Regions from separate parts of the Homo sapiens genome. Here region 1 is linked to region 2. A link is a contact called in ENCODE Hi-C or POLR2A ChIA-PET data. All regions are on one chromosome and are shown on one strand. Each heading gives the region's core, a stretch centred on a gene start or an enhancer-like site at or near the end of the contact. The rest is flanking DNA. Distances are from core to core; before and after follow the strand shown.

The links. A loop is a pair of places that touch in the nucleus more often than their neighbours do. ChIA-PET counts read pairs that join two places held with the same protein, here RNA polymerase II (POLR2A). Pooled maps may share reads with other maps.
Region 1: POLR2A ChIA-PET joins it to region 2 with 11 read pairs in WTC11. The contact joins the promoter of ALX4 here to the enhancer-like site in region 2. A Hi-C loop is called at or near these places in 4 of 168 maps with a recorded cell type or tissue (K562, MCF 10A, PC-9 and 1 more) and 5 of 50 pooled maps. POLR2A ChIA-PET finds 5 or more read pairs at or near these places in 3 of 52 experiments (A549, A673 and WTC11).

What each region holds. Positions count from the first base shown.
Region 1 is chr11:44,308,110-44,313,943 of GRCh38, forward strand. It overlaps ALX4 (ALX homeobox 4), which reads right to left and starts at 2,030. Exons shown (of 4, transcript NM_021926.4): 1 at 1,488-2,030. The coding sequence starts at 1,953. RefSeq lists an enhancer at 2,008-2,936.
Region 2 is chr11:44,268,556-44,273,978 of GRCh38, forward strand. The region is part of intron 2 of ALX4 (ALX homeobox 4); the gene reads right to left. Among named protein-coding and RNA genes, the nearest start is that of ALX4, 39 kb to the right of the region's middle. RefSeq lists an enhancer at 1-3,659. Within about 2 kb of position 1,701, at least 4 of the 41 ENCODE cell types and tissues checked have a DNase peak (open chromatin) inside an H3K27ac peak, as active enhancers do.

The sequences.
Region 1 (5,834 bases), core at 780-3,279, 40 kb after region 2:
GGGTTTGGGAGTATGTGGCTCATTCGAGGCCACATGGGCATGTGTTCTTGGGGTATGACCACATCGGCTCCTAAAGAAGATGCTCTCTGCGTGTGTGTGTGTAGAGTGCAATTGTAGACAAGCATATGACTGTGAATGTTTGTCAGCAGCCATCTATGAACTAGTTCTGCGCCTGTGAAAGAAGGAACCTGAATACGAGAAAATATCTGCCATCGGCTGTTTTCCCAAAGTTATTCTAGCCACCAAGGCCTCCGCCGTGTCCCAGCCTCTGTCCCCAGGCCTAGTGCCTCTCCATCAGCCTGGATCAGGGCAAATTCCCTGCCCCCAACTCTTCCCACCAGGGCCGGACCTGAAGGCCAAGGCCTCCGGGTATGTGCTCAGGACTCCTGGCCCAGAGAAGGTTTTTCCCTTTCTGCGTCTTTGCTTCCCCTTCCGCTTTGGGGTTCAGGAACCCCGATTCTCTGGAAGAAGAGAAGGCCTAGGCTACTGAGCTGCTCTGGCTAGAGACGTCCTTGAGTGTCTCTCTCTCCCGGGCAATGGTGGCTGTGCTCTGGGGGGCCCAGGCCTGCCTCCTGTGGCTGCGTTCAAGGCAGCTTGGAGGTCATTTAGGCCAGCTCCCCCGGGTTCCCCGTGGGCTCAAATCAGGACCCAGACCCTTCTCTCTTGCCACAGCTCTGGGCCACCTGGGACTCGGGACTTCCTGTCTCCCTTCCTACTCTGTCCTAAACCATTGTTCAGAGGCCTGCCGCCTCCAAGAATCGCCGAGGGAGAAGCTCCAGGGGAACTGGCCTGCCCGCATCCCCACTGCCAGTAGCGCTCAGGGTCCCAGGACTCGGGTCTTGCCAGACCACAGTGTCCCCTGGGACCCTAGGGTCTCTGGCTCCGCACTGTGTTGCGCCAGTGCGCCTGGATTTCCCGTGAGCTTTCGGCCAACCACGCTCCGGGCTTCCCGCCTGGCTCCGCACCTGCGGCGCTCTCACCTGCGGCGGCGCCGCCCGAGGAGCCTCCCAGCCGGCGAGGAGCGAGGCTTCTGCAGTCCTGCTGTCCCGCAGCCCCGCAGCCCCGCAGCCTCGCAGCCCCGCAGCCCCGCAGCCCCGCAGCCCCGCAGCCCCGCAGCCCAGCGCCAGAGCGCTGCGCGGAGACTCCTTGCCGCCGCACGCCCTGGGCCGGTAAGAAGCATCCGCTTCAAATCCCGCCCAGCGGGCAGCGCAAAGCGAGCGGTTTGGGGAAATGCCGAAGGGACCGGGAAAAACAAACTCCAAGTCGAGTTTAACAGCCGAAACGCTCCGTGCCTAGGCCGGCGGACAAGAAGGAGACAGAACAGATCCCTTGGCTCCCTCGCAGCGATCGATCCCGTTTACCGACCAGAGTCACCACCCCGCCCCCAGCCCGCCAACTCATACCTCCCGCAAGCCACCAGTTTCAAGGGATGCGGAAGCCAAGCACCCCGTGGTCCCCAGCACCAGGTGACCCGCACGTGCACTCACCGTAGCAGGGAACCTGCAAGGCCGCGCTGTGGCCGCTGCTGCCTTCCTGGAGTTTGAGGCTGCCGTCCGGGGGCGTCTTGCAGGCGCCTCGCTGCAAGTAAAGATGCGGTTGCGCGGGCGGCTGGGGCTGCGGCTGCTGCTGCTGCGGCTGCGGCTGCGGCGGCGGCTGGGGCTGCGGGGTCGACGGCTGGGGCTGGAACTTGTTAAAGGAGCCCCGCGCCCCAGCTCCACTCTCCAGGGGTGTCGCCAGGTCCTGCTGCCCAGCGCCGTAACGGGCCCGGCTCTTGGCGTCCCCGAATCCCTGTGCTTTGGCGGCGGCCGACAGGAAAGTTGTGCCGAACTTGTCGCCTCCGGGAAATGCCCTAAAAGGCGACGAGCCCTCCCGACTCTGCGACACCGGGCTGTAGTAGGCGTCCATGGCAGCGGCCGGCGACTCGCAGTAAGAGACGCAAGTCTCAGCATTCATGCCTGGCTTGCGCAGGCGGCGGGCGGGGACGCGAGCGAGGGCGCGAGGACGCCACCGCGCGCCTTGGCTGGGAGTTTGGGGAGGCGAGGAGGCTGTGGCTGTGCACTCCTTGCCCGGCCTGCTCGCTCTCCCTCCTCCCCTCCACGCCGGCCTCTCTCTCTCTCCCCCTCTTCTTTCTCTGTCTCTCTCCTCTCTCTCCCTCCTCTCTCTCTCTTCCCCTCCCTCCCCCCCCCTTCCTCTCTCTCTCCCTCTCTCTCTTTCCTCCCTCCCCACAGCTAGCCGAGGGAAAGAACGGAGGGCAGTAAAAAGATTCAGATGTTTCGGAAAGTTGACCAGATCTCCCAAACCCTCTTAAGGTTTTGCAGCGGAAAAAAAAAATAAGTAAATTTTTTTCCCTGCCTTGCTTCTTCCTTTCCCCCTCTCTCGTCCCCTCCTCCTCTCTCCTTCCACTGGCCCCTGCCCCCTCCTCTCCACTCTTAAGGAGATGCTACTAACTCGCTAGCGGGGATTCAACCCGGAGGCGCCCGAGGGCTTTTCCGATTCTAGGCGGGGCTGGGGAGATGCCAGGATCCCCAGGGCTCCCGAGGCTAGGCTGAGAATTGGCGGGGTGTCGGAGCTTTGCCTTAGGGCAAAGGGAAATGCAAATTTTAATGACAGGTTAAAAAAAAGCCCCCCAAAATAAACCTAACAGGTTTTGACATTCGAAGCCAGGGGGACCACGGGCCTGCGGATGCAAGCGAGTCCTACGGACTCCTGCGCGCGAGCTCGCGGGCGCCGCTGCGGGCCTTCCCGCTGGCACCTTTTCCTAGGTTTCCAACCTTCCTCCCCATTCCCGTTCCTACGGGAGATTAACACACACACAAGCCTTCGTCGTCCAGTGCATGGTCACTTGCACGTCTTGTTAACTATTTCCCTCTGCTGTAAGGGCGCTGGGCTGGGATGTAGCGGAATCTGTGCTCCCTCAAGCCCTGGAGAAGCCCTGGGCTGGGCCCGGCTTCAGAAGCTTTAGAGCGCTGCCCTCTGCGCTCCCGTCTAGAGGCCGCACCGTTCACGCCCCACGTCTGCGCCCAGGCGAGGGGATTTCCTGCCAGGCGAAGTACAGAGAGCGGACTCTGGAGACCCCCTGACCTTGCCCGATAGTCGCGCTGTCACCTGTTCACTCCTTGGGGTCAGGGGTCGGGGAGAGGGGTGAGACCGTCTCTTCCCTTTCTGGCCTCACTGCCCCCGACTGTAAAACGAACTGCTTGGTTTTGATAGGTTGTGGTTTCACCACCACTGCGAGCCTCAAGGCCCCTGGCACCGCCACAGCAAGGGAAAAAACTTTGCGCGTGCAGCCCCTCGATTTCGCTTCATGACAACCGTGCTAGAGATTGGCGCCCCCAATTTTCTGATGAGCTAACGGAGGCTCAGAGAGGGGCGGCCACCTGGTCCAGGTCACACAGCTGGGAAATAGCCGTCGCGCCCTGGAACCTCTGCTCAGGCTAGTCCCTCCACCGACCTGGAAGGCCGTGCGGACAGCGTAGATGCAGAGGGGAAACTGGCCCCCGGCTGTGGAATGGTTCAAGTTGAAGGAGACCAGCGAGAGCAGCCTTCCTTAAACCGCTGAGAAAATCGTTAAGCGAGAACGTACCTCTAGGGAGTCTGGGAGTAGGGTGAGAGGTAAAAGTGCAAGGTAAAATTAAAGAGGGCCTGAGCACCGTGAACCAAGGAATGTGGGTCAGATGTCAACTTTCTGCATCTAAGGTCTCCCAAAGAAAAAATATACCTGGGGGGTCGCGCTTCTGCTCCCAATCTCATCTGGGCTAATTCTTACCCCCACCCTACCCCCTTAGTATCTCTGGTCCTTGCTCCGCCGCCGACCGCGCGATCCCACATCTGGTTTCCATCGCCGGCTTACCTTGAAGTGCTCGTTAATAAAGATATTCCGCAAACCAAGCCAGGAGCGCGCAGGCTCCAGCCGCCCCCCACTCCATGCCCAATGGGAACCGCGCCTCACTGGCCCGCAGACCTAAGCCACTTGAGAGTCCTTTATTTATTGAGCTCCTGTTGTGCCAACAATCTGGCAATACAAGGCTTATCATACCCATTTTGCATATGGGTAGACTGAGACTCAACCAAAATAATTTTCCAGTTAGCAAAAAGCGGAGTGCTCCTGCCATCATCCTAAATGCTCCTGTCCAGCGGTTTCTTCAAGTTCCTAGAACCTGCCAAGGTCTCTAGCCTGTGCACTGTAGCATAGGTGGTTTCCCCTACCTGGAATTCCCTAAACTCATTCCTGCACTTTTGTCTGGCTAATGATTCAGAGTTCAGCCTAGAGCATCTTCCTCTAGGAAGACTTCCCGTCTCTCCTAGTTTAAGTTGACGCTTCCGTTTGCCTCATCTCCGTCCCAGATCTCGTGGTTGTCTGGTTGCCTGGCTATGAGTGTATCTCAACCCCACTAGTTGCCCCAGGGCAGCCTCCTACGTGCCTGGCACCCCACAAATATTTGTGGAATAAAAGATTAAACCTGGACCAGGCGCGGTGGCTCACACCTGTAATCCCAGCACTTTAGGAGGCCAAGGAGGATGGATCACAAGGTCAGGAGATCGACACCATCCTGGCTAACACGGTGAAACCCTGTCTCTACTAAAAATACAAAAATTAGCCAGACGTGATGGCAGACGCATGTAGTCCCAGCTACTTGGGAGGCTGAGGCAGGAGAATGGCGTGAACCAGGGAGGCAGAGCTTGCAGTGAGCCGAGTTTGTGCCACTGCACTCCAGCATGGGCGACAGGGCGACAGGGTGAGACTCCGTCTCAAAAAAAAAAATAAATAAATAAAAATAAAATAAAATAAAGATTAAACCTGGGGCTGTAGGACTCTATCACCTCAGTGTATTCCAACTGCTCAGTGCAGCACCAAGTTCTGAGACTCTTTCTTTGGTTTCCCTTAGTCAAGGACAGCTGGTCACCCACCCACCCCCTCTTCAAAAATCAAGTAGCGGAATTAACAGCGTGCTGGACCTTCCTGAGCCTGTGCCTTGAGAGCAGTGAGTTTTCTCACAGCAGGGGCCAGGTCTGTCTTGTTCGCTGTAGGGCTTGGCACTCATAAAATGCTTGTTGAGTGAATGAATGAAAGTGTCCTATGGTTCCCAGGGGCTTAGAGATGCATTTTTTTGTCAAGGAGTTCCAAGCCAGCCGCCTACTCCAGTCTCCTGTGCCCAGCAGCTGCCTGTAGGCACCCAGAAGGTGGTGGCAATACCCCCGCTTCTTTCTCCACCTCCATTCCTGTCTAAAAAATGAGGGAAGGACTATGAGAGGCAAATTGTGGTGGAGAGGGTTGGGGTGGGGATGACAACCCCGAGACAGGAACAATTGCAATTGTACACTCTTCCTAGAACCTCTGAACCAGGCGCACCCAATGCAAAAATTTGCTGTGTTTCATGAAGCATTTTTTGAGCATCACCTCGCCTCTTACCACCTAAACACTCTGAGCTTGTATTACCTGTTTAATTACTGCCTCGCTATTCAACCTTTCCCTGACCACCTGGATATTCAAACCCAAGGATTTCATGCCCTAAGCCAGAATCTTTCCTGTCTTGCCTGAGACCCTGTGTCCTTGGAACGAGCGCCTTTAGTCCTCCGCATTTTATCTTATAGATGCATCCAGGAAGAATGAGCGAGTGCCAACAAGTGAGAAAGTGCCTTGGGGACAACGTTCCGGGCAAGTCCTTTGAATGTGTGACCTGAAGCCCTCATGCAAACCTCCACCGACTCCCTCTCCTAGGTCCCTTCCAAAACATTCCAGGGACTGTGGTAATAAGAGCAGCTGGTTATTTCTGTTTGTGTTCAATCATTTGTTCCTCTATTGGTCCTTCCGTAGTTGAAAGTGGAACCACTCC
Region 2 (5,423 bases), core at 451-2,950:
GTGAGCACTGGGGTTTTTGGTGACGGGGAGTATTGGGTCCTTTTCCTTTGCACGAGCATTTCTGGAAGGCTGAGAACTTTCCCAAGGCTCAAGAGCAAGAGCTGCCCTACCCCTGGCCCATGACTTAGGATCTGGAGAAGGGGTGATGGGGACGGGGTGGGTGAGAGAGGGAGAGTGAGGAGGGATCAGCTTCCAGGCCAGGAATGGCTTTAGGCTGATTCAGAGATGGACCGTGGTGCTCCTCAGAGGGAGGCCTCTGCCAGCTTGATGTGCACTTGTCTGCTGGCTTTGCAGACTCAGATGCAAGTGGGCACACCTCAGACAGCACGCTGCAGACCGGGAGAACAGAGCCATGACAATAGCCTCAGCTGCAGAGCCATAAGGAGCCTTGCCAGGCCCTTCCAGGCCCAGGCATCAAGAAAGCCAACTTTCCTGAGGTCCAGTCCCTGCTCTCCAGGTGGAAACATTTCTCCATCCATCACGACCAATGCAGCTGCTGAGCTAAATATAGGAGTCAGCTCTCAAAATTCCTCTGCCTCAGAGCCTTTGAGCTTCCTAGGAACCACTGCGAGGAGGGGAGAAGGAGGTGTGGACGTGCTTCCTCACAGACGCTGCCTGGCCTCTTTGGGCATCCAGTGTAGCTGGCCAATGGACAGGCTCATAGGAGCACTGGTATTGCCAAGGGCCTCAGTTTCTGCATGGCGAATGGTACCTCATAGTCGCAGCAGGGGAGATAGATGGGAAATGCAGTCCAAGAATGTTTAGAGTACTTCCCATTTGTTTCTTTACAGCTCCTGACCTTTCTCACTGTCTTTTGCTAGAGGAAAGAGGTCAAGGAAGATGGGGATGTATCTCATGTTACTGTGAGGAGGGTGGGGGTGAGCAGGGGTGTACATTATTATGTTTCTCCACTCCTGTACCAACTCACTTTCCCCTCCCTAATCCTAAGCATGTGTGTGCGTGCACGAGTGTACCCACTAGTGTGGCTACACGCACGTGCATGTGTGCACACACATTGACTGGGGGAGGAGAAGCCTCTTCCTTAGAAACGGACCCTCTCCCCAGTTTGGGGTCTCAGCCCCTGCCCTGGCCTCCCAGGGCCCCTTTTCCTCCAGGGATTCCTAGGGTCCAGGCCCTGGCTGCCCACTGGGAGCCAAGGACAGATGGGGTCTCCTCTCTGTGCTGCTGAAATGGGATCCCTCTTTATCAGTGGCCTGGGATGGGAGACTGGGGCCAGGATGAGAGAATGAATCAGAGGAGCTTGTTTTCATTTCATGTTTAATTTCCTGCAGGCTTAGCTCCGTCTTTCCGCTCCTTCCTCAGCCTCCCAGGGTTTTCTGTGGGGGAAGCTGGGGGGAGGGGAGAAGCCACTGGAGGCACGGAGAGAGATGGCTTCTCTTTTTCTTTTTGTCACTGTGACTGTTGGGGTTCTCCTTGTGTCTCTGTGGGTTCCAGGTCCCCATGGTGGGACTGTGGAAGTGGAAGATGTCCCTACAGGCTCTGGAACAGAGGATCCAGGGATGGGCGGGGAGGGACCCCGAAGAGGGAAGGAGGTGGCCAGCGCCTGGCAAAGGGGTCTAGAGTGGAGGGAGGAGCCATGTGGGGGAGTGGAATGTGGGGCGCGGGCTCGCTGGAGCTGAGTGTGAGGGAGGAGGAGATGTGGGTTATCTGGGGAAGACAGATGACCAGGCGGGGGAGAGGCCAGCAGAGCTAGCACCGTCTTTGGAACAGGAGTGGAAGAAGGTCAGGCTGAGGGATTTATTTGAGGGCTGAAGATGGAAATGGTGAGAGGCGGGTGAGCGACCGGTGGGAGCAGGGCTGCCCACCTCCTCCCTCCTTCTTCTCCTGTTCCTTTGTCCTGGGGCCTTACCCTGCGCACCCAGTTCTGGCTTTTCTGCCCAGATCCAGACATGAGCTAGGTGAGCCTGGCCGGTCCTCAATATCCTCCCCAGTAAATTGGAGGCAGCAAGGGTATCCTCACGACCCCTTCTATGCTCACATCTGCAGGTCCTGAGGCTTGGAGTGTCCATCCATTTCTGACCCCTGGCGCCCCAGGGGCTCCGAGAGCTCCCTTCCAGATGCCACACCAACCCCCACGCCCGTTCCTGTGCCTCCCAGCTCTGCACCGCAGGCCTGTCTCCACTGTGCAGCCCCAGGAGGACAGCCAACCACGAGGTCCCCACTGTTCTCCCGGTCTGAATGTCATACCTCAGGACCACCCCAGCCTGGGCCCACTCAGCACAGGCCTCTCCCGAGGACCGGGCTGTGCAAGGAACCAACTGTCTTGGCGGAGGCCTCGCTAACCGCAGCCCATCTGGGGCCAGGGCGGGGTGGCCCAGGGCGGGGAGGCCTCTGTCTTATTGTCTTCAGACACCAGCTGCAGAGATTGGAATCCCAGACAGCAGAGAGAGGCCCCTGCAGCCCCCTGGAGCAGGGCCAAACCCTAGGCTTCTTCCCAGGAAAAGTCCATCTTGGGGCCCCCATTGCCCCGTCCCTGTCCCCACCACCACTCTACGCCAGGCACCTGGCTTGCCACCAGCTGAGTATGGGCCCTGAACAAACACAGCAGAGGCAGGCAGGGGGTTCCATCACCACCCCCTTACCCCCCCAGGGCACTGCCAGGCTTAGGGCTCAACCCAGAGGTCTGACGCACATGAAGATCCCACCCACCCTGCTGCCTTTATACAAAGAAAAGCCTCTGAACAATCTGGCATGTGTCCTTGTACAGCAAACTAAAGTCAAAGAAGCACTAGGCTGCGACTCAGGAGTCCCGGATTCCAGTCGCAGTGCTGCTACTGAGTGGCTGCTGTTAACTTCAGGTTATGACTTCCCACCTATGGGCCTCTTCTTCCTCGTCTATCAAATGGGAAGATGGGGTGATCATTTCCAGCACTACCGTTCTATAGTTCTGTGGTCCTCCCACTAGGTGATAAGATATGCAGCACGTCAGAGTTTCCCTTTCTGCCTTGGCTGCCAGGAAGCTCCAAGTTGAAGTTTGTGCTCAATGGCAACCATGAACCTTAGCCTAAATTTTTTTTTACCACATTACCTCTGCATTTCATGCCATTGTTCTTGTTTTTAGATTGAACAAATAAATCTTTAATTGTAAGCTACCTCAACTCCATTTTGGAAGTAGGTATAAGTGTGTGTGTGTGCGCGCGCATGTGTGTGTGCAGAGAACACTCTGTTTTAGTTGTATGGTGGCAACTGAAAAATGCTCTGTGCGCCTTTGTTTTCATGTTTTGTACTCAAGGCGTCATTCTTCTTTCAGTACTTAGTGAATTCTACTCCCGGGCACTCCCATATATTTGTTAGGAAGCATGCATGCAACCCACATATGCAAACACAAATGTACACACATACTGCACAGAAAAGGAACAGGTTTATCCCACACCAACACAGCACCTACAGGGCTGTCCCATAACCAGCTATGCCCCTTTCTCTACCTACACCTGTGGGTCCTCCCCAATCCATTTGCTGGAGATCAGGCTAGATGCTAGGATTCCTGTCCAAACTCAGGCATGTAAGGTCATGTGAGTGGCTGGTTGTCCAAATTCAAGTGAGATCTGGGTGTGTGAGGGCTTCTGGATTCACAGGAAAGCCCCAGCTGCCCTGTCATCCTTCATCAAACATTCATTAGGCACTGGAGGGGAATAAAATGGCAGTCTTGCCAGGTGCAGTGGCTCATGCCTGTAATCCCAGCACTTTGGGAGGCTGAGGTGGTGGATCACCTGAGGTCAGGAGTTGAAGACCAGCCAACCAACATGGTGAAACCCCATCTCTATTAAATATACAAAAATTAGCCGGGTGTGGTGGTGCACACCTGTAATCCCAGCTACTCAGGAGGCTGAGGCAGGAGAATCGCTTGAACCCGGGAGGCAGAGGTTGCAGTGAGCCAAGATTGCACCACTGCACTCCAGCCTGGGCGACAGAACAAGACTCTGTCTAAAAAAAAAAAAGGCAGTCTGGGCTGGGCATGGTGGCTCACGCCTGTAATCTCAGCACTTTGGGAGACCAAAGCAGGTGCACCACTTGAGGTCATGAGTTCAAGACCAACCTGGCCAACATGGTGAAACCTCCATCTCTACCAAAAAATAAAAAAAATTAGCTGGGTGTAGTGGTGCATGCCTGTAGTCACAGCTACTTGGGAGGCTGAGGCATGAGAATCGCTTGAACCCAGGAGGTGGAGGCCGCAGTGAGCCAAGATCACACCACTGCACTCCAACCTGGGTGACACAGTGAGATCCTGTCTCAAAAAATAAAAAAATAAAAAAAAAATGGCAGGCTGCCCTCAGGGAACTTACAGCAACTCAACCGTGCAGCTCTTCAGCATCACTTCTGGTAGCTGCAGTTTCTGAACAGCTACATATTTACTGATAACCACTAGTCCTTTTCCACATTAGCCATTTTGGAAAAAAAGTTTGTAGACTCTATTAGAGATGCCTCTGCCTTCTTAAACAGAAAATGGTTGTAACTGATGAATCTTTTACTGATGCCTTAGAACAATGCTGCTGAAGATGCTTTCATGAGTTAATTCAAGAGTCCCTGGGGCCTGCTGAGGATTGCAGGGTTGGGGCATCTCTGTCCTAACATTGAAGGGCTCAGCCCACTGAGCTGCATGGCGCTTTGCTGATTAAAAAAAAAAAAAAAAAAAAGATTTCTCTTTGTTCTGAAGCTATTGATTTTTCTGGCCCACTGGAGAGGGAAAAACTGCTATGTGGCAACGTTTTATTTGCTATTTCCAACATGCTTTGGGTTGGAAAAGCGGACTGATTATGACATTTATTTTGTGTTAAATTGAAACTTAAACTTGAGTGTGTGAATTTTGTCACCTGTATTTTGGCTACTCATGGGTCTTTTCTTTCTTTCTGATCCTTTCTTTGCTGTGAATTCATGCTGGTCGGGGCAGATACAGCTCTCTGGACAAGGGTTGATTGATCCACGGATACTTATTTTTTAGACTTGATGCTCTGCGTTTGGCTTTCTCTAATTGGTGGGAATACAGTGATGAACAATCAGTGCTTGATCTCAAGGAAATCACAGTTTAGTAGGAGGGGACAAACAAGTAAAATAACGTAAGCCAGTCAACAATCCTGTAAAGAAGACAAAATAGGAGTTGGGCACAGTGTCTCATGCCTATAATCCCAGCAGTATGGGAGGCTGAGGTGAGGGATTACTTGAGGCCAGGAGTTTGAGACCAACATGGACAACAAAGCAAGACCCCATCTCTACAAAAAATAAAAAAACTTATCCCAGGCGTGGTGGTGTATGCCTGTGGTCCCAGCTACTCAGGAAACTGAGGCGGGAGGATCCATTGAGCCCACGAAGTTAAGGCTACAGTGAGCCATGATCACACCACTGTACTCCACGCTGGGTGACAGAGAGAGACCCAGTCTCTTTAAAAAAAATAAACAAAAATACCC